Regions from separate parts of the Homo sapiens genome. Here region 2 is linked to region 1. Evidence: chromatin loops called from intact Hi-C (ENCODE). Cell type or tissue: gastrocnemius medialis. All regions are shown on one strand. Links, peaks and the distances in the headings refer to the core of each region. The heading gives the core; the rest is flanking DNA.

What was found. Peaks named below come from ENCODE experiments on the same cell type or tissue, not always from the same donor. Only the 100,000 strongest peaks of a DNase experiment are listed, where the experiment ranks them.
Region 2: a loop joins it to region 1, with 8 times the contacts of the local background. A loop is called at or near these places in 3 of 110 quality-filtered maps.

The regions. Positions count from the first base shown.
Region 1 is chr17:82,490,788-82,501,469 of GRCh38, reverse strand. It overlaps TRX-CAT1-8 (tRNA-iMet (anticodon CAT) 1-8), which reads left to right and starts at 6,678; the gene lies at 6,678-6,749. RefSeq lists silencers at 6,535-6,794, 6,570-6,907 and an enhancer at 10,619-10,682. In gastrocnemius medialis, for the core only: a CTCF peak has its summit at 6,600 (motif pointing right); DNase peaks (open chromatin) are centred at 3,869, 4,189 and 6,619; H3K4me3 peaks cover 1,863 bases; H3K27ac peaks cover 2,995 bases.
Region 2 is chr17:82,635,238-82,643,237 of GRCh38, reverse strand. The region is part of intron 2 of WDR45B (WD repeat domain 45B); the gene reads left to right. Among named protein-coding and RNA genes, the nearest start is that of WDR45B, 9.2 kb to the left of the region's middle. In gastrocnemius medialis, for the core only: no CTCF peak of the experiment used is centred there; a DNase peak (open chromatin) is centred at 3,577.

The sequences.
Region 1 (10,682 bases), core at 1,011-9,010:
GCTGTCTACAGAATCAGAGAATGTGAGTGTCCAGGCTAGGGGACTTGGTAGAGGGAAGAAAGCTGGAGACTGAGAGTCAAGGTCTTTGCCTCCACTGGGGGTGGAGGTAGAGGGTGGGGAGGCAGGACCTGGGACCCAGGTCTCCACTGGCTATTGCCAACACTGCATGATCAAGTCTACACCTCTTGCTCCTGCTACCAGTGACTCCACACCTCCACAGCCATAATTTTAGAAAAATCTTTTGGCTGGGCGCAGTGGCTTATGCCTGTAATCCTAGCACTTTGGGAGGCCGAGGAGGGTGGATCATTTGAGGTCAGGAGTTCGAGACCAGCCTGGCCAACACGGTGAAACCTCGTCTCTACTAAAAATACAAAAATTAGCCGGGCGTGGTGGTGAGCACCTGTAATCCCAGCTACTCGGGAGGCTGAGGCAGGAGAATCGCTTCAACCTGGGAGGTGGAAGTTGCAGTGAGCCGAGATCACACCACTGCACTCCAGCTTGGGCGACAGAGTAAGACTCCCTCTCAAAAAAAAAAAAAAAATTTTTTTTTTGGCTGGGCACAGTGGCTCATGCCTGTAGTCCCAGCTACTCACGAGGCTGAGGTGGGATGATCCCTGGAGTCCAGGAGTTTGAGTTCACCTGGCCAAAGAGGCTGGCTGGGAAGATCTGAGGCCCAGCCATAGGGCCCCAGGTAGGGCAGTGTCCACCCTGCCTCCTGGGGAAGCACTGGAGGAGGCATGGGGGTTGTGCTGGGCTCTGCAGTCCCTTCGACCCAGCTATGCTATGGCCAGCTGCCACGTGCTCACCTGGCCAGAAATTGACCCACGGGGCTCCTGACCACTAGCCCCAGGCAAGAGGAGCACACAAGGCTTGGGGAGATCAAGCTTTGAAATACTTCCCAACACACAGTCTGGAACATTCTCCGAACATCTGACTCCCATAGTGTGAGCAGAGAACCTACTCTTGAATGCTGGTCAGGATGGGAAATCCCTCCTGGAGGGCAGATTCTATGGAGCTGGTCCCTGCCCCACAGCAGAAATTTTGCTGCAGTGAACCATTTCTTGGAATGCCTGTGCTTGCAGGGCACACGCCTGTGGCAGCACCAACTGTGATCCCTGGAGTGTGAAGTCACATCAAGGCTTTGCACATCTGAAACATATGCAATTGTCCTGAGAAATTCTGGAAGTTCCAGAAGAAATAACACACAAATTGCTAATAACACAGCAAAAGTAGCTGAAGAGATGTGTGTTCTCAGGACAGAACCCCTTCACACACTCGCAAGTCAGTATGTGTGGTGTATTGTTATTTTGTTTATTTATTGATGGAGTCTCTGTCTGTCGCCCAGGCTGGAGTGCAGTGACATGATCTCTGCTCACTGCAACCTCCACTTCCTAGGTTCAAGCGATTCTCCTGCTTCAGCCTCCCGAGTAGCTGGGACGACAGGCGCATGCCACCATGCCCGGCTAAATTTTTGTATTTTTTTTTTTTTTTTTTTGAGACGGAGCCTCGCTCTGTCGCCCAGGCTGGAGTGCAGTGGCGTGATCTGGGCTCACTGCAAGCTCCGCCTCCCGGGTTCACGCCATTCTCCTGCCTCAGCCTCCCAAGTAGCTGGAACTACAGGCATCCACCACCACACCCAGCTAATTTTTTGTATTTTTAGTAGAGACGGGGTTTCACCACGTTAGCCAGGATGGTCTTGATCTCCTGACCTCACGATCCGCCTGCCTTGGCCTCCCAAAGTGCTGGGATTACAGGCGTGAGCCACCGCGCCCGGTGAATTTTTTGTATTTTTAGTAGAGATGGGGTTTCATTGTGTTAGCCAGGATGGTCTCGATCTCCTGACCTCGTGATCCGCCCACCTCAGCCTCCCAAAGTACTGGGATTACAGGCGTGAGCCACCGCATCCGGCCAGTGTATTGTTATTTTATTACACAATTGTGGAGCTCAAGACAAAGTACTGTATCACAACAGAAATTAAAAACACTAATGGTCAAAACCATGAAGGAAAAGAATCGTCGTAACTAAAAAAATATGGAGAATGAAAATGACGATACAGACATTATGAGAGAACACACCAAACAGAAAGCAAAGATGCAGAAGGGAGCTGAAGGTCACAGACAGGAAAACCACAGCTGGTCCAGTCAGCAGGACACACACTGGGCTGGCCACAGACACACCCACAAATTTGCTGGTTTCAGTACCACGCTGTCTCATTACACCTGTTACGACGAGCAGTAATTCCACTCAACACTTTTTAGTGGAAGATTTATTGTTCAAGATTCCGATCCTGCAACTTGCACTTAATCAACTAAAACACATCAGACAAAACAGATGCTTCTCAAAACATTTTGAAACCATTTTTTTTTTTGGAGACAGAGTCTCGCTCTGTCACCCAGGCTGGAGTCCAATGGCACCATCTCGGCTCACTGAAGCTCCGCCTCCCGGGTTCAAGCGATTCTCCTGCCTCAGCCTCTCGAGTAGCTGGGATTACAGGCGCCACCACGCCGCGCTAATTTTTTGTATTTTAGTACAGGCGGGGTTTCACCATGTTGTCCAGGCTGGTCTTGAACTCCTGAACTCAGGCAATCTGTCCACGTAGGCCTCTCAAAGTGCTAGGATTACAGGGGTGAAACACCACTCCCGGCCAAAATAGGTTTTTTTAAACAGAAAAACTGCCACCTGATGTTGGTTAGTCTTTCCTAAGACTAAACATTGCCTATGTTGTTTGGTTGTATAGGTTTTTAAACCAGACCGACATTACCTACATCAGGGAGTCTTTTACATAAATGAATACCGGTTTTTTTTTTTTTTTTTTTTTTTGAGACAGAGTCTCACTGTCACTCAGGCTGGAGGGCAGTGGCACGATCTCGGCTCACTGTAACCTCCGCCTCCCAGGTTCAAGTGATTCTCCTGCCTCAGCCTCCCGATAGCTGGGATTACAGGCACACACCACCACGCCCGGCTAATTTTTGTATTTTTAGTAGAGACGGGGTTTCACCATGTTGGCCAGGATGGTCTCGATCTCTTGATCTTGTGATCCACCCGCCTCGGCCTCCCAAAGTGCTGGGATTACAGGCATGGGCTACCGCGCCCGGCCCCATCAGTGAGTATCTTGAGAACCCTCAACAATCACAAAGGCTCCGCATAGCACACGAAGGATTTGTGGACTTGAGTCACACAGAAATCACGAACAGAATGTACGTGGTGTCATTAGTGAAGAAGAGTGAATAGTAAACATGGAAGTCAGCCTGCGTTTCTCCGGAAATCACAACGCTGGAAAGCTGGTATTAAGCCGCTCTGGGCCGGGCGGGGTTGCTCACACCTGCACTCCCAGCGCGTAGGAGGCCGAGGCGGGAGGATCCACGGAGCTCAGGAGTTCGAGACCAGCGTGAGCAACAGTGTGAGACCCACCCCCCCACCCACCCCCAGTCCTCTACCAAAGACAAAGGAAAAACGCTACCGGGAAGACGCGCGGAATTCCGGGCCAGTCACTGCGCGGGGCACTTGAAATGCCTGAAATCCTTCCCGTCACATAGGAGAGGTTGGGCCAGATCTGACAGCAACCCTCAAAGTGTCTAGAGCGTTGCCAAAGAGAATACACAGTGGACAGAAGCTTTTCTAAATGCCCCATAATAACAAGCACGTTTACATCCACCGGGGGAAAGGAAAGAAGGCCCTTTCTATTCTCTCCTAAAAGCAGCACCTTCAATCATCGCCGCGTCAAGCGGCAGAGCCTGCAGCCCGCACTTTAGGGCACCGCGTTCGTTTCAGGCGGGACTGGGGAGTTCTCCGAGCGCGGGGGGTGTGGGCGCCGCCCGTTCCCCGGCGACCACATTCGAATACCCAGCGTCTCACTGGGTTTCCTAAGGAGAGGCGCGGGCTGCTCAGCCCTCACGTGCTCGGACGCGGCCCCAGCGTCCCGAGCCTGTCCCGAGCGCCGAGGGAGGGCGGCGGGGTCTGGGTGGGTGGGAGGGAGGCCGGCGGGGTCTGGGTGGGAGGGAGGTCGGCGGGGGTGGGAGGGAGGCCGGCGGGGTCTGAGTGGGAGGGAGGCCGGCGGGGTCTGGGTGGGAGGGAGGTCTCCCGCCCCGCCGCGCTGTGGAGGACAACTCGCGCCTCCTGCTGCGCATGCTCGGACTGCGCACTCCCGTGAGGGCCGGGGCTGCGCGCGAAGGCGTCTGCGAGCAGTTGACAAACCACCCACGTGACCTCCCACGTGACGGCCGGCGGCTCCCGCGGAGGAGCAAGAACGGTCAAGGAGCGGGGCCCTCGCCTCCGCCTTCAGAGGCGCCAGCTCCGTCCGCAAACCCGGGGGGAAGCGGGTGGGGACCTGAGGCGGCGCCTGCGATGCCGCAGCTTCGTAGTCGGGCTTCCGCGCCGGGGATCTGCACGAGCAAACGCTTCCGGCGCGCGCGGCTGGCGCTGGCCCGACTGACGCTCGGGCATCCCGGGTAGAAGCCGTGGGCGCATCTGCCAGGAGCGTGGGAAAGATGCTGGTGCCGACCTCCCCCTCTAAGGCTGTGTGGAGGAGGACGCCCGATGCCCCTCTTTTGGGCCAGCTGCCTCCGGAGGGCGAGCGGCTGAGAGGAAAATCGGTTTCCCACCTGCACGGGCCCATCACCTGTTGCTGCCATCGTGGGCTGGCGGGCGTCGTGCAGGGGCAGCGACAGTGGGTTCCTGCAGGGACGCAGATACGACCAGGTCCAGCCTCAGGGTCTTTTCCGGCCTGGCCCCTGCGCCTTCCACAGAAGGATGAGTGAGGCCACCTGTCACCAGGTGCGGGCTGCCCCACCCCACTAGTATTGCGATGTGTGGTTGGTCGCTAAAATATTTTAGCAGGAGCCCTTGCCCGGGCAGGCTTGACGAAGAAAGAAGCCTGGGCGTGCCCTCCTTCCGTGTTCTCATGACCATTTTGGTCCGAGGCCATAAAACAAGCATCACTAAGGTGGCTGGAGAGTCTGGCCGTCATGTTTAGATTGCTTCGTACACCCAGAAGAGTAGGGACCATCTCTTCTCAACTTCTGGGCCTGTTGCAAGAAGTCCATCCACATACCTCATCAGCAAGCCTTTGACACCAACCCTCCAATCTGGTTTTGAGCCTAGCAGCTTGGCCAAGCCCTGGGACAGTTCTGAGCTGCTCAGAAGGTTCCCTCTGTCTTCTCCCAGTCGACACCTTTTCACCTCTGTGCCTGTACCTGTGTGCTTGGGTCTGTAAGACTCACACAACACCCATTAGACTGCGGAGGTGAAGGTTTGCAGTACAGGCCTGTGGGTGCAGCACAGGGAGCCTCACCCCATCGGCAGCCCCCAGTCTGGAGGTTCTGGGCCCAGGGCTGCACCCTGTGCCCTGCCAGGTGCCAGCAACATCACGGAGCTCCCTGGCTGCAGGCTCTGCCTCAGCCTCCCCTCCCTCCCGTGCTCTTGGCAACGTGTCCATACATGTAGGGCCACACCTACTTCCTGTAGTGCTTTGGGATGTGTCCTCTAGGCCCACCTCCGCCTTTCTTACCTGAGGCCGCCTGGAAGGCAGAGGGCAAGACAGCTAAGCGGCTGCAGCCAATGGGAGGCACGGGCAAGGAGATTGGAGGGTGGAGGAGAGAGAGGCTTGGGTATTCCCCAGCTCTTTCTCTGCCTGGCCTAGGGTCGATGGCTCCTCTCAGGGGAGCCATGCCTCCTGTTTGGTGGCCCATCCCATTAGCTCCAGCTCTCACAGGGTCCAGGCTCCTGGGAAGGATGCACCCTGCCCTGAGGGCTCAGGCCTCGGTGCTGACCGTGGCTTGTGTCGAGATGCTCCTCACAGACAGTTCATTAGACTAGCTGCAGCTATCTCCTTTGAGTGTCCCGGCTCATACTTTCAGTTGGATCCCAGGAGTTTCAGTCTTTTTTTTGTTTTGTTTTTTGAGACTGGGGTCTGGCTCTGTCACCCAGGCTGGAGCGCAGTGGCATGATCTTTGCTCTCTGCTTCCTGGGCTCAAGCGATCCTCCCACCTCAGCCTCCTGAGTAGCTGGGACTACAGGCGTTGGCTGCCAACCCCTGGCTATTTTTTTTTTTATTTTTATTTTTTGTAGAGGCCGGGGGGGGGGGGTCTCCCTGTGTTGCCCAGGCTGGTCTCAAACTCCTGAGCCTCAGCCTCCCAGAGTGCTGGGATTACAGCGTAAGCCACCATGCCCAGCCAACTTTTTTTTTTTTTTTTTGAGACAGAGTTTCACTCTTGTTGCCCAGGCTGGAGTGCAGTGGTGCGATCTCGGCTCACCGCAACCTCCACTTCCTGGGTTCAAGCAATTCTGCCTCAGCCTCCCGAGTAGCTGGGATTACAGGCATGCGCCACCACGCCCGGCTAATTTTGTATTTTTAGTAGAGACAGGGTTTCTCCATGTTGGTCAGGCTGGTCTCGAACTCCCGACCTCATGTGATCTGCCTGCCTTGGCCTCCCGAAGTGCTGTGATTACAGGCGTGAGCCACTGTGCCCGGCCTCCAGCCAATGTTTTAACAGCAGAAAAGGACATGAATTCAGAGAGTTTTATCTACAAGAAGTTGAGAGAGGAGGAGTAGGCTTATAATTGAGCATGTGCCTTGCCCAGCCAGTCCTCTGTTGGCCCCTCTTGGCCAGTAGGGGTCGCCGCCTGCAGGGAGATGACTCCTGTGGTCATGATCTGACTCAGGCTCCCCCCTTATAGCCAGCAGAGTGGCGCAGCGGAAGCGTGCTGGGCCCATAACCCAGAGGTCGATGGATCGAAACCATCCTCTGCTATAGACTCCCTTTTCTTTCCTGACTGGGCAGCCTGTGGCCCATAATTCTTCTCCAGGCCCCAATAACGTCCCTGTTTGTGTCAAGGCACGGAGGACAGGCAACAGCAGCAATCTGAGTTCAAATCTTGATGTGAGCATACCTTGCCTCATAGCTTTGTCCCAGAAATTGTGGCAGTTGTGGGCTCATTGCCCTCTGCATTCCCTGGCTTGGGCAAAATGCCTCCCTGGGAGCAAGGGAGGGGTTTTGCACTCCTCAGTCCTCTTCTCTGTGTGTCCACCTGGCCCGGGACCCCCCATCAGTACCTGCTCCTGGCTTAGAGAACAGGGTCTGGCACAGGACATGCATCCTTTGTCTGCAGCATTTTCGAGGCTTTGAAACCTCCCTGGCCACACTTAGGTCTGCTCCTCCACGTGGCCGAAGGTGCCTGCAGAGGCTGGCATTCTTCTCCCTGTCTGGCTGCCAGGGAGCCTCCTGCCATCAACCGACTCACTAGAGACCCCTCCAGGTAAGGAACCCAGCAAGTGTTTTCCTGACAAAAGGGTCTGGCTGGATCCCCATCCTCTCTTCCCTTCCTCTCCTGAGGGAGTGGGCTTAGGGGTTCCTGCCTTTTCTTTCCCTCTTAACGTTTCTCTCTCTCTCTCTCTCTCTCTCTCTCTCTCTCTAGTTTTCGCTAGAAGATCAAGGCCAGGTGCAGTGGCTCACACCTGTAACCCCAGCACTTTGGGAGGCTGAGGCAGGTGGATCGCTTGAGGTCGGGAGTTGGAGACCAGCCTGGGCAACATGGTGAAACCCCGTCTCTACAAAAATATACAAAAATATTAGCTGGGTGTGGTGGCTGGCGCCTGTAGTCCCAGCTACTCGGAGTGTGAGAGATCTCTTGGGCCTGGTAGGTCGAAGCTGCAGTGAGCTGAGATTGCACCACTGCACTCCAGCCTGGGTGACAGAACGAGAACCTGTCTCAAAAAAAAAAAAAAAAAAAAAAGGGCTGGAGTGTCACGGCCCTCTGGGTTGGCATTCTCGCTCCACTGACATCATCAGAAGCTGGAGGTGAGAACCTCCCTCCAACAGGAGAGAAATGCAGCCGCAGTACTCACTCCCTGTACATCCCAGCACCAGGTCCTGGCATCCCACGTGGACACACAGTGCCCATGATGATGCACTGACATCCCAAAATGCCAGTGCTGCCGCCTGGCTGTGTCCAGACTGGCTCAGGGACAGAATCTTCAGGTGCCACAGCCCAGGACACCGGGCCTGGAGTGGGGAAGGAGTGCCAGCTGCTACATGGTCTTTCCTTTACAGGGCAAAAACGAGTGGGGAAATAGCAGGACACACGCCCTGATGGTGGCTAAAGCCGAAGACAGAGGAACAGGAGGATTCTGCCAAGATTGATGCGAGACAAAGGCTTAGGGGCAACAGAGAGCAGGCGAAGTGTTACTTAACTTACCAGGACACCTAGCTGGTGCAGAGGCAGACCCAGCACACACCTCAGATGAGGGCCACATTGCTGCTCAGACCATGGCATCCAACAGCGGTCCTGTGTCCTGGCTTGATGCAAGGTCTCCCGATTCCAACTAGGATATTGGATGGCAAATGCAGCCACCCAAAATGCACTTCTCTGCCCCTCTCTGAGGCCCTCCGTGTGGCTGGGCACAGTTAGGATGAGATGCCCAGAGTTAGCAAAACAGACGCTGACGCCACTGTGCCACCCAGAGCAGAAGGCTAACCCGCCACAAAGAGCTGGCAGAGTTATGAAAAGTAAGGTTGGAGGTTTTTTTAACTGTAACTTTTACACTTTAAGAAAGCGTTCAAGGCTATGATTAACATAAATCAAAGGACAGTAATCCTATGAGTCACTATATTTGCAATACGTCCAAGCAGTCGGGGTGAGAGTATCTGGAATCTGGTGACGGGCTCGCCGGGTCAGGCCCATGGTTGGCAGCCACTGCTCCCGCTCCAGTCCCCCCTCCCAAATCCACTGCCACTCATCCACACTCACCATGCAGATGCCATGTCTGTCACTCTGGCTTGCCAGGTTTTCTTTCTTATTCTAACCAAATTTCAAATCAGGCTGGTGTGGTGGCTCACGCCTGTAATCCCAGCACTTTGGGAGGCTGAGGGGAGAGGATCACTTGAGCCCAGGAGCTCGAGACCAGCCTGGGCAACATGGCAAAACCCTGTCTGCACAGAAAGTACAAAAAATTAGCTGGGAGTAGTGGCGCATGCCTGCAGTCCCAGCTATTCAGGAGGCTGAAGTGGGAGGATTGATTGAGTCTGAGAGGTTGAGTCTGCAGTAAGCCATGATGGTGCCATTGTACTCCAACCTGGGTGATAGGGCCAGACCCTGTCTCAAAAAAAAAAAAAAAAAAGTCCATGTCAGGACATAAACATCTATTTTATACTTTAACCACTCCTAGAACCCCCAGGATGTCCTGACACTTGCCCCGATGGGCTTTTAGTTCGGTGTTGTAGCTTGTTTACACCAATGCAGACATAGAACAGATATTCTCCAGGTCCTGCGCACTGGGCACCTGTGAGGTGGACTGCTCCAGGGAAAGTTCCTAACAGCTAAACTATACGACTTTCATCAAGTTGGGGCGTTACTGCCAAACTGCACTCCAGCCAGCAGTCGTGAGCACCCCCTCTTCTTACTCAGCTGAATACTTAATAAAAATCTTTGCCTATTGGACAATTCGCATTACAACTTTGAAGTGTTCAGCCCTGGCACCTGCTCTCCTTGATTTCAGAACACAAGGCTCATCCTCAGAACGCAGAGCCGGCCTCTATCCAAAACCCACAAGGCTCATCCTCAGAATGCAGAGCCGGCCTCTACCCAAAACCGACAGCTCGCCCCCTGCAGCGGCGGACTGAGGGCTCCTAACCATGAGATGAGGGTTGATCTGCTTTAGACAGATGCTCTGTTCGAAGTGGAAACTTAAACACCGGGCCCCATCTGGAGGCCAAGTGGCCTTGGGCAAGTCAGCCCCTGCCTGGGCCGCAATTCCCTCCTCTGACATCTCTGGCCTAGACTCGGCGTGAAGGTCACACGACTGTGGCAGGCCATGTGTCCAGACGCCTCAGTTGCTCAGCTCTGGGCCCGCAGATGAGGCCATGGGACACCCTCAAAGCCGGCACACACCCAAGGGTTCACCCTAGATCTACATCCCAGGCAAGCGGCAAACCAACAGGCAGGCACAGTGGATGAGCCCATTTGCAACTGCAGCAACACTAAGGACCAGTGCGGACAGTCTACACTGGCTGCGACGAGTACAAGCTCTCAGGCCAGGTGGAAATGGAATTGAGAAACCTAGGCGCTGCCCATCAGACCACAGGCACCGAACAGCAGATCTGTTCACTGGGATGGCAACACGTTTATCAGCTCAGACGTGTTCCGGTCCCCTGCAGTACATGGCAGCACCAGAGCACACATGGCCATGTTCCTACATGGTGGTGCCAGCACGGGATGCCACCCAGGGCTCATCTCGTCCTCCTCCTCCTCCTCCTCCTCACACCAGGACCAGCCTGGCTCACTAGTGGGCATGGGCCGGGCACACCATCCCCCCAGGTCAGCCTGGATCACCAGCGGGCACGGGCCGGGCACACCATCCCCCCAACCAGCGTGCTGCCTCATGCCAGGACCAGCCTGGCTCACCAGCAGGCACGGGCCAGGCACACCATCCCTCCCGACCAGTGTGCTGCCTCCACATCTAGGCGCCTTGGCCTGACGGCTAATACCGTTCCGGTTACAATGAAGGAAATCTCGCCACTTTTCTCCTGTGCAGAAGAAAATGCACACAGTCCCCATGGCTATAACCCACCAGCAGGCACGGGGGACCTCTGGTGTCTCATGTTGGTGCCCAGTGCCTCAGCCTGGCCTCCCCACGCGACCTGCAGGGGCGGCTTCACGGCAGGCCAGCTGTGGTGCCCTGCGCAGTG
Region 2 (8,000 bases), core at 1-8,000, 140 kb before region 1:
TGGTCTCTAACTCCTGACCTCATGATCCATGCACCTCGGCCTCTCAAAGTGCTGGGATTACAGACGTGAGCCACCGTCCCCGGCCACCTCACTTTCTTTGTACGTGAAATAAGGTTGATAACAATGCCTGCCTCAGAGTTATTGTAAAAATGAGTCAGGGTGCGTAAGACACGCAGATTAATGCCTGCGCGCACATTAGGTGCTGTGGAGTGTATGATGCCACATACACTGTATGATGGGATTTATGCAGATAAATGTATGATGGGATAATGATGGGATTTATGCAGATAAGTAGTTGCAAAACATTTTAAAACAGCTTGACTTGCAAATCTCAGGATACTTTTTACTGAATTGACCCAGAAGCTTACAGGAGAGTTGTAGACGTTGGTGTCCAAGTTGAATCATTAGCAGCTGTGTGGGAAAAACCCCCCAGCCATGTTTTCTCTCCACTCTTAACAGCACGACAGTTGTCAGCACAGAAGACTTCTGTGACTGAATGTGGGGAATTTCTCCCCACACACCAAGCAGTGGACACCAGCTGGGTGTCCTTTCAGTTCTGACGCCATCTACCTAGAGATAGAGTCAGATCCCACAGGTTGAGGGCTCAGTCCCCAAGACTGCCCCAGTCCCCACCATGCATGAGTCTGGGCCTCCTAAACTTCAGACTGACTGGCTTCAAGTTGGGGTTCCCACAGCCCCCTCCTTGGATTCAATTAATGTGCTGGAGCGGCTCCCAGAACTTGGGGAAGCACATTTACCAGTTTATTATAAAGCAGCGGTCTGCAGCCTTTTCGGCACCGGGGACTGGTTTCATGGAAGACAGTTTTTTTCATAGGGGGATGGTTTCGGGATGAAACTGTTCCCACTCAGATCATCAGGCATTAGAGTCTCAGGAGGAGCGTGCAGCCTCCATCCCTCGCGTGTGCCGTTCACAGTGGGGTTCATGCTTCTGTGAGAATCGTATGCTGCCGCTGATCTGTCGGGGCAGAGCTTGGTGGGGATGCTTGTTCGCCTGCTGCTTGCGTCCTGCTGTGCAGCCTGGTTCCTAACAGGCCACGGACCAGTACTGCCCCGGGGTTGCAGACCCATTGTAAAGGATAATTGCCAAGAATACAGATGAGGGCAAGCACGGAACAAGGTGTGGGGGGACAGGCTATGGAGTTTCCAAGCCCTCCCTCGGCTGCCACCCTCCAGAACCTTCCATGTGTTCAGCTGACCTCTTGGATTTTTATGTTTTTTATTTTTTTACTTCAAAATTCATTTTTCTTTGATTTTTTTTTTCTCTTTTTTCCCACATGTGTTACAGAAAATACCTCTTGGAGATATATACATATCTATCTCTGACGTTGTCTCGCTCTGTTGCCCAGGCTGGAGTGCAGTGGTGTGATCTCGGCTCACTGCAAGCTCCGCCTCCCGGGTTCAGGCCTTTCTCCTGCCTCAGCCTCCCGAGTAGCTGGGATTGCAGGCACCTGCCACCACGCCTGGCTAATTTTTTTTGTATGTTTGGTAGAGACGGTGTTTCACTGTGTTAGCCAGGATGGTCTTGATCTCCTGACCTCGTGATCCGCCCACCTTGTCCTCCCAAAGTGCTGGGATTACAGGCATGAGCCACCGCACCCCGGCCACCTCTTGGATTTTTAAGGAAGCTTCATAGTATCTGCATTGCTTCTCCTAGTGTGCAGGGTGGGAGCTTCTCTATGGAGGTTCTTCAGACCCACAATCAGGTGGAGAAGATTTGAGTTCTGCCTTAGCAGGTGAAAGGGCAGGAGAGAGATTCTGGTTCCTGAGGGCCTAACACACCCAATATTATAACAAAAGATTGTAACAAGGTCTGGGAGTTATGAGCCAGGAACCGTGGGTGAAAACCTGTATGTGTCTCTCTCATAACACCACAACAGCATATTAACAACTGCTTCCTAATTAATGAAGTGTTTACAGTAAATTCAACATTTCTTATAAAAATGAGTTTGACGGCCCGCACGGTGGCTCACGCCTGTAATCCCAGCACTTTGGGAGGCTGAGGCGAGCAGATTGCCTGAGCTCAGGAGTTCGAGACCAGCCTGGGCAACACGGTGAAACCCCATCTCTACTACAAATACAAAAAGTTAGCCAGGCGTGGTGGCGCATACCTGTAATTCAAATTACTGGGGAGGTTGAGGCACGAGAATCACTTAAACCCGGGAGGCCGAGGTTGCAGTGAGCCGAGATTGCGCCACTGCACTCCATCCTGGGCGACAGAGCAAGACTCCGTCTCAAAAAAAAAAAAAACCCAGACAAGAAACATCTAAAACTTCTAAATTCCAGAAAAGTATACCATTGTCATGGTTTAGCTCATCACACACATATACCCGGTCTTGTGCGTCTGCCAGCTCGGCTGTGTCTGGGGCAGGCTGTCCCTGAGCTTAGCATGCAGTGAGTTCTCACATGTGCATGTGTGGTGTGCTCCCGTTTCCAGCTTATGTGAGTAGATAGGCCCTAATGTGAAATGGATACAGTAGGGCCACACTGTCTTTTTGATGGCACATTTAAACAGTTTGGCTCTGCACTTACAGACTCATCTGCTGCTCTGCGTCTGGCAGCTTACAGTTTAACAATGAAGAGCAGGCCAGGCCTCTAATCCCAGCACTTTGGGAGGCCAAGGTGGGCAGATCACGAGGTCAGGAGATCGAAACCATCCTGGCCGGCACAGTGAAACCCCATCTCTACTAAAAATACAAAAATTAGCTGGACCTGGTGGTGCGTGCCTTTAATCCCAGCTACTCGGGAGGCTGAGGCAGGAGAATTGCTTGAACCAGGGAGTCGGAGGTTGCAGTGAGCCGAGATCTCGCCACTGCACTGCAGCCTGATGGCAGAGTGAGACTCTGTCTTAAAAAAAAAAAAAAAAGAAAAAAATCCCAGTGAAGAGCAGCACCAGACTTGCCCTTGTTCCTTTTTAATTGTAGCAGTTTGCTTTCCTGAGTGGTGGGGAAGGAAGCCTGCATGACAGTGTGTCCTGGATCTGGGCTTGTGGCATGGTTCTCTCCAGGGTGACTGTGCATTGAGTAAGGAGACTGTGGGCTCTGAGCAGGCTGCTGTTTCCAGATACGCCTTCTGCCACTTGGCAGGAACGGGAAGCTGGTAGTTCAGGGAAGCCTTCTTGGGGATCCCTGCTCCTTCAGTCTTGGGGGGCAGTGTTGTCCAACCCTGCTCCCCGACATAGGTCCTGCATCCATTGTACACCCAGGTTTGTTCTTTCCACACACACAGCCCAGCCACCCTCCCGACCCACACACAGCCCAGCAGCCCACCTGACCCGACACACACACAGCCCAGCAGCCCACCTGACCCGACACACACACAACCCAGCAGCCCTCCCGACCCACACACAGCTCGGCAGCCCACCTGACCCGACACACAGCCCGGCAGCCCTCCCGACCTGACACACACACAGCCCAGCAGCCCTCCCGACCCCACACACACACAGCCCAGCAGCCCGCCCCACCTACACACAGCCCAGCAGCCTACCTGACCTGACACACAGCCTGGCAGCCCTCTCGACCTGACACAGCCCAGCAGCCCGCCAGACCCGACACACACACAGCCCGGCAGCCTCAGCACATCTAGCTTCACAACAGGTCCTGCAGGCTTCGTGCTGTGTGCTCACCCAGCGTGCCAGGTGAAGGTGCTAGAGAAATGGGAGGCCTGCAATGTGTAGGTAGCAGGTGGTTCCTGCGGGTGGGGAGGACACAGAGGTGGTGGGTAGCTTTGGGAAGGAGGTGGAAAGGGGAAGTTTGGTAACCTGGTGGTAGAAGGTTAAATTGGTAGAGCCTTGTGGAGTAATTTGGCAAGCTGTGTTCATTATAGATGTACTGTTTGGTGCCTGTATACCAATATTACTTGCAACGCTGTTTCCAAGAGTGGAAAATTGGAGAACCCGAATGACTTTCATGAAAGGGGTGATTACTGTGGTTGTGGCACATCCTCAAAATGGTGCTTCATGCGGTAAGAATGCCGAGACCAATCTGAATCCTCATTTGGAGAGATGGCCATGGCATTGTTAAAGGAAAAAGAAAGTAGAGAATAGCATAGATGGTGTTATAGGAACAAAATATCTATGCACAAAGTTTAGAACATACGTGGCCAGGCAGAGTGGCTCATGCCTGTAATCCCAGCACTTTAGGAGGCCGAGGCAGGTGGATCACGAGGTCAGGAGATCGAGACCATCCTGGCCAACATGGTGAAACCCCATCTCTACTAAAAATAAAAAAATTAGCCGGGCATGGTGGTGGGTGCCTGTAGTCCCAGCTACTTGGAAGGCTGAGGCAGGAGAATCACTTGAACCCAGGAGGCGGAGGTTACAGTGAGCCGAGATCGTGCCACTGCACTCCAGCCTGGTGACAGAGCGAGACTCTGTCTCAAAAAAAGTACATAAATGATGTTGTTTCACAGTGTTTTCTACTTTATGCTTTTCTGTGTTGTTTTATAGAAATGATGCATAATTTTTATAATGGGAAATAAGGTTTTCTTTAAAAATAAAACTCCACAGAAATAGGAACGAGAAACAGGGACTGCACGACATGACAGAGGCAAAAATAAAAAGGTTATTAGCCTCAAGTGCTAGAATGGTTGATTTTCACTCATTTGTATAAAGTGATTCATTTTTCAAGCATCTCTTAGTGGAATAGAAGTTATGCCAGTATTCAGACATCCCCTTTCCCCATTTTCTTTTATTAGTTTCTTGTGTTTTGCAGCAGGCTCTGTTGGGAGAGTCTGGGCCTGTCAAGATGTGGTGTAATTATATATTTTGGTTTTCACCCTGGCCGGTAACTCCCACAGACCTGGTTAGTCTTTTTGTTACAATATTGGCCCTCAGGGGAGGCCTCTGACCTTCTCCTACCCCCCTTTCACCCTAACGTGTCCTGTCTCCCCACCACCACCCCACCTTCCTTCCTTTCTTTTCTTTTTTCTTTCTTTCTTTCCTCCTCCCCCCTCCCCTCCCCTCCCCTCCCCTCCCCTCCCCTCCCCTCCTCTCCCCTCCCCTCCCTTTCCCTCCCCTCCCTTTCCCTCGCCTCCCCTCTTCTTTGACAGAATCTCTCCCAGGCTGGAGTGCAGTGGCTCCATCTTGGCTCACTGCAACCTCCACCTCATGGGTTCAAGCGATTCTCGTGCCTCAGCCTTCCAAGTAGCTGGGATTACAGGCACATGCCACCACACCTGGCTACGTTTTTTTGTTTGTTTTGTATTTTTAGTAGAGATGGGGTTTCACCACGTTGACCAGGCTGGTCTCGAACTCTTGACTTCAAGTTATTTGTCTGCCTCGGCCTCCCAGAGTGCTGGGATTACAGGCATTAACCACCACACCCCCACCCTTTCTAATTGTGGGTCTCAGGACCCTCCCCAGAGAAGGCCGTACCCTCTGCCCCTGGGAAAGGAATGCTGATATCATGAAGCTTCCATAAAATCCCAAGGAGACGGGGTTCAGAGAGCTTCACGGAAGCTTTGTGTCCTTCCCCTAATACCTTGCCCTATGCATCTCTTCATCTGTATCCTTTGTAATATTCTTTGTTATAAACTGGTAAACATAAGGAAGTGTTTCCCTGAGTTCGGTGAGCCGTGCCAGCAAATTGAACCCAAAGAAGGGGTCACGGGAACCCCAACTTGAAGCTGGTCAGTCAGAAGTTTTGAAGGTTCTAACTTGTGACTGGTGTGTGGTGCAGTCGGTCTTGGGGACTGAGCCTTCAACCTGTGGGATCTAATACTCTCTCCAGGTAGATGGTGTCAGAACTGAGTTAGAGGAAGACCAGCTGGGGTTTGCTGTGCGGTTTCTGCTTTAGTCACAGAAGTCTTCTGTGTTGGTGATTGTGTGAGAATAGAGACCATGATTAGAGGAGAGGGTTTTTCTCTGTACCACAAGGACTGGGGTGTACCTCAAGTTTTCCTCAGCTGATGTTTAGTAGGAGCCTGTTTTGTGTCCTACGCAACCTATTGCTGCAATTTTAGTTGCTGTTACAGACAAGTCCGACCGCCAGGGACCCTTAGAGATGTAGACGCTGACATCCTGGGCAGGCTTGGGCATTTCTTCTTTTTGTGGGTATAAAATGTTCCAGGAATAAATAAATGCTCAGTGCTGTGAAGTAAAACCAGCACTCAGGCAAAAGTTTAATTCTCTCAGTAAGGCAATTTACTTCTGCAGAAGGGTGCCCCTTGCATCAGTCAAGATGGCAAGAGCACAGAGAACAAAGGAGACCGGGGGTTTTTATCCTGAACGCAGTCCCTATCTCTGTGTCACTCCCCTATGGGCTGGGGTCGGACTGCACAATCTGAGCTGACCCAATAGGCTACTTGTACATATTTTTCTAAATATAGAAGGGGAGGGGGATGTGAGGTACAGAGGTGGAGCGTGTGAGACGTGCAGTTTCAGGGGAACAATGTGTACAGGTAACCAAGGGAACAGGTGTGAGTTATTGATTAGAGTTGACGGGAAGCGGGTAGGCTGTTTACAGTAACTAGGGGCAAGGAAGAACAAGAAAGTCGAGTTCGAGAACAAAGGATAAGGAAGTTAACAGGCTAAATAAACCCTTTGAAGAGAAACTCAGAAAGATTTATTGTATCTTACATTTTTCTGTAACAACGAATATCCTTTGTAATATTTCAGTACCAGCCCTTGGGATCTGGAACATAGAAAGCTCTGAATGTAACCCTGGTCTTTCTGTGGGGAGACCCTTTCCCCCTCTTCAGCTGCAGGAGGTGGGGGTCAGGTATTATGGGAGAATCTCTTTGGCGGGGTTTAGAAGTCCTCTCTAATTCCTGAAGTTTGGCTCTTACCTTTGATTACTTCTCATTCCAGGAAAGGCCTTAACTCTCCTTCTCTGCCTCTTCACTTGATTCTGAAAAATCTGTTTTTCTTTTTTTTCTTTCCATTTTTAAAACCCAGAGACCGCATAGCTAACTGTGCCTGTGACTGACTGTGTTTGTCTTCTTTTTTTTTTTTTTTTTTTGAGACGGAGTCTTGCTCTGTCACCCAGGCTGGAGTGCAGTGGCGTGATCTCGGCTCACTGCAACCTCCACCTGCCGGGTTCAAGTGATTCTCCTGCCTCAGCCTCCCGAGTAGCTGGGACTACACAGCTGGCTGATTTTTGTATTTTTATTTTTTATTTATGTATTTATTTGAGAGACGAAGTTTCACTCTTGTTGCCCAGGCTAGAGTGCAGTGACGCGATCTCGGCTCACCGCACCCTCTGCCTCCCGGGTTCAAGTGATTCTCCTGCCCCAACTTCTCGAGTAGCTGGGATTATAGGCATGCGCCACCACACCTGGCAAGTTTTGTATTTTTAGTAGAGACGGGGGTTTTCCATGTTGGTCGCGCTGGTCTTGAACTCCCGACCTGAGGGATCCACCTGCCTCGGCCTGGCCTCCCAGAGTGCTGAGATTATAGGTGTCAGCCCCTGCACCCAGCCAACATTTCTTTACTTAACCATTAGCTAGAATCACATCTTGCTAAGGGAATGACTTGTTGCTTTTAGAACTTGAAAAGACGGCTGCGCACAGTGGCTAATGCCTGTAATCCCAGCACTTTGGGAGGCCGAGGTGGGTGGATCTCCTGAGGTCAGGAGTTCGAGACCAGCCTGGCCAACATGGTGAAACGCCGTCTCTACTAAAAATACAAAAATTAGCTGGGTGTGATGGGCGCCTGTAATCCCAGCTACTTGGGAGGCTGAGGCAGGAGAATCACTTGAACCCAGGAGGTGGAGGTTGCAGTGAGCCAAGATCGCACCACTGCACTCCATCCTGGGCGACAAGAGCAAAACTCCATCTCAAAAAAAAAAAAAAAACCTGAAAAGACTTATGATATAATCAAGCATTAATAACTTTATTAATAAGCCTAAGATCATGTAGTTTATAAAAGGGCTAAACATTGTCTCTCGGTTAAATAGTGTTTGAAGAGTACATTAGTGACCTTGACATAATTCTCAGGTCACTCAGATGTGTTTCTAAAACTTACTGAACCTACATTGAGGAAA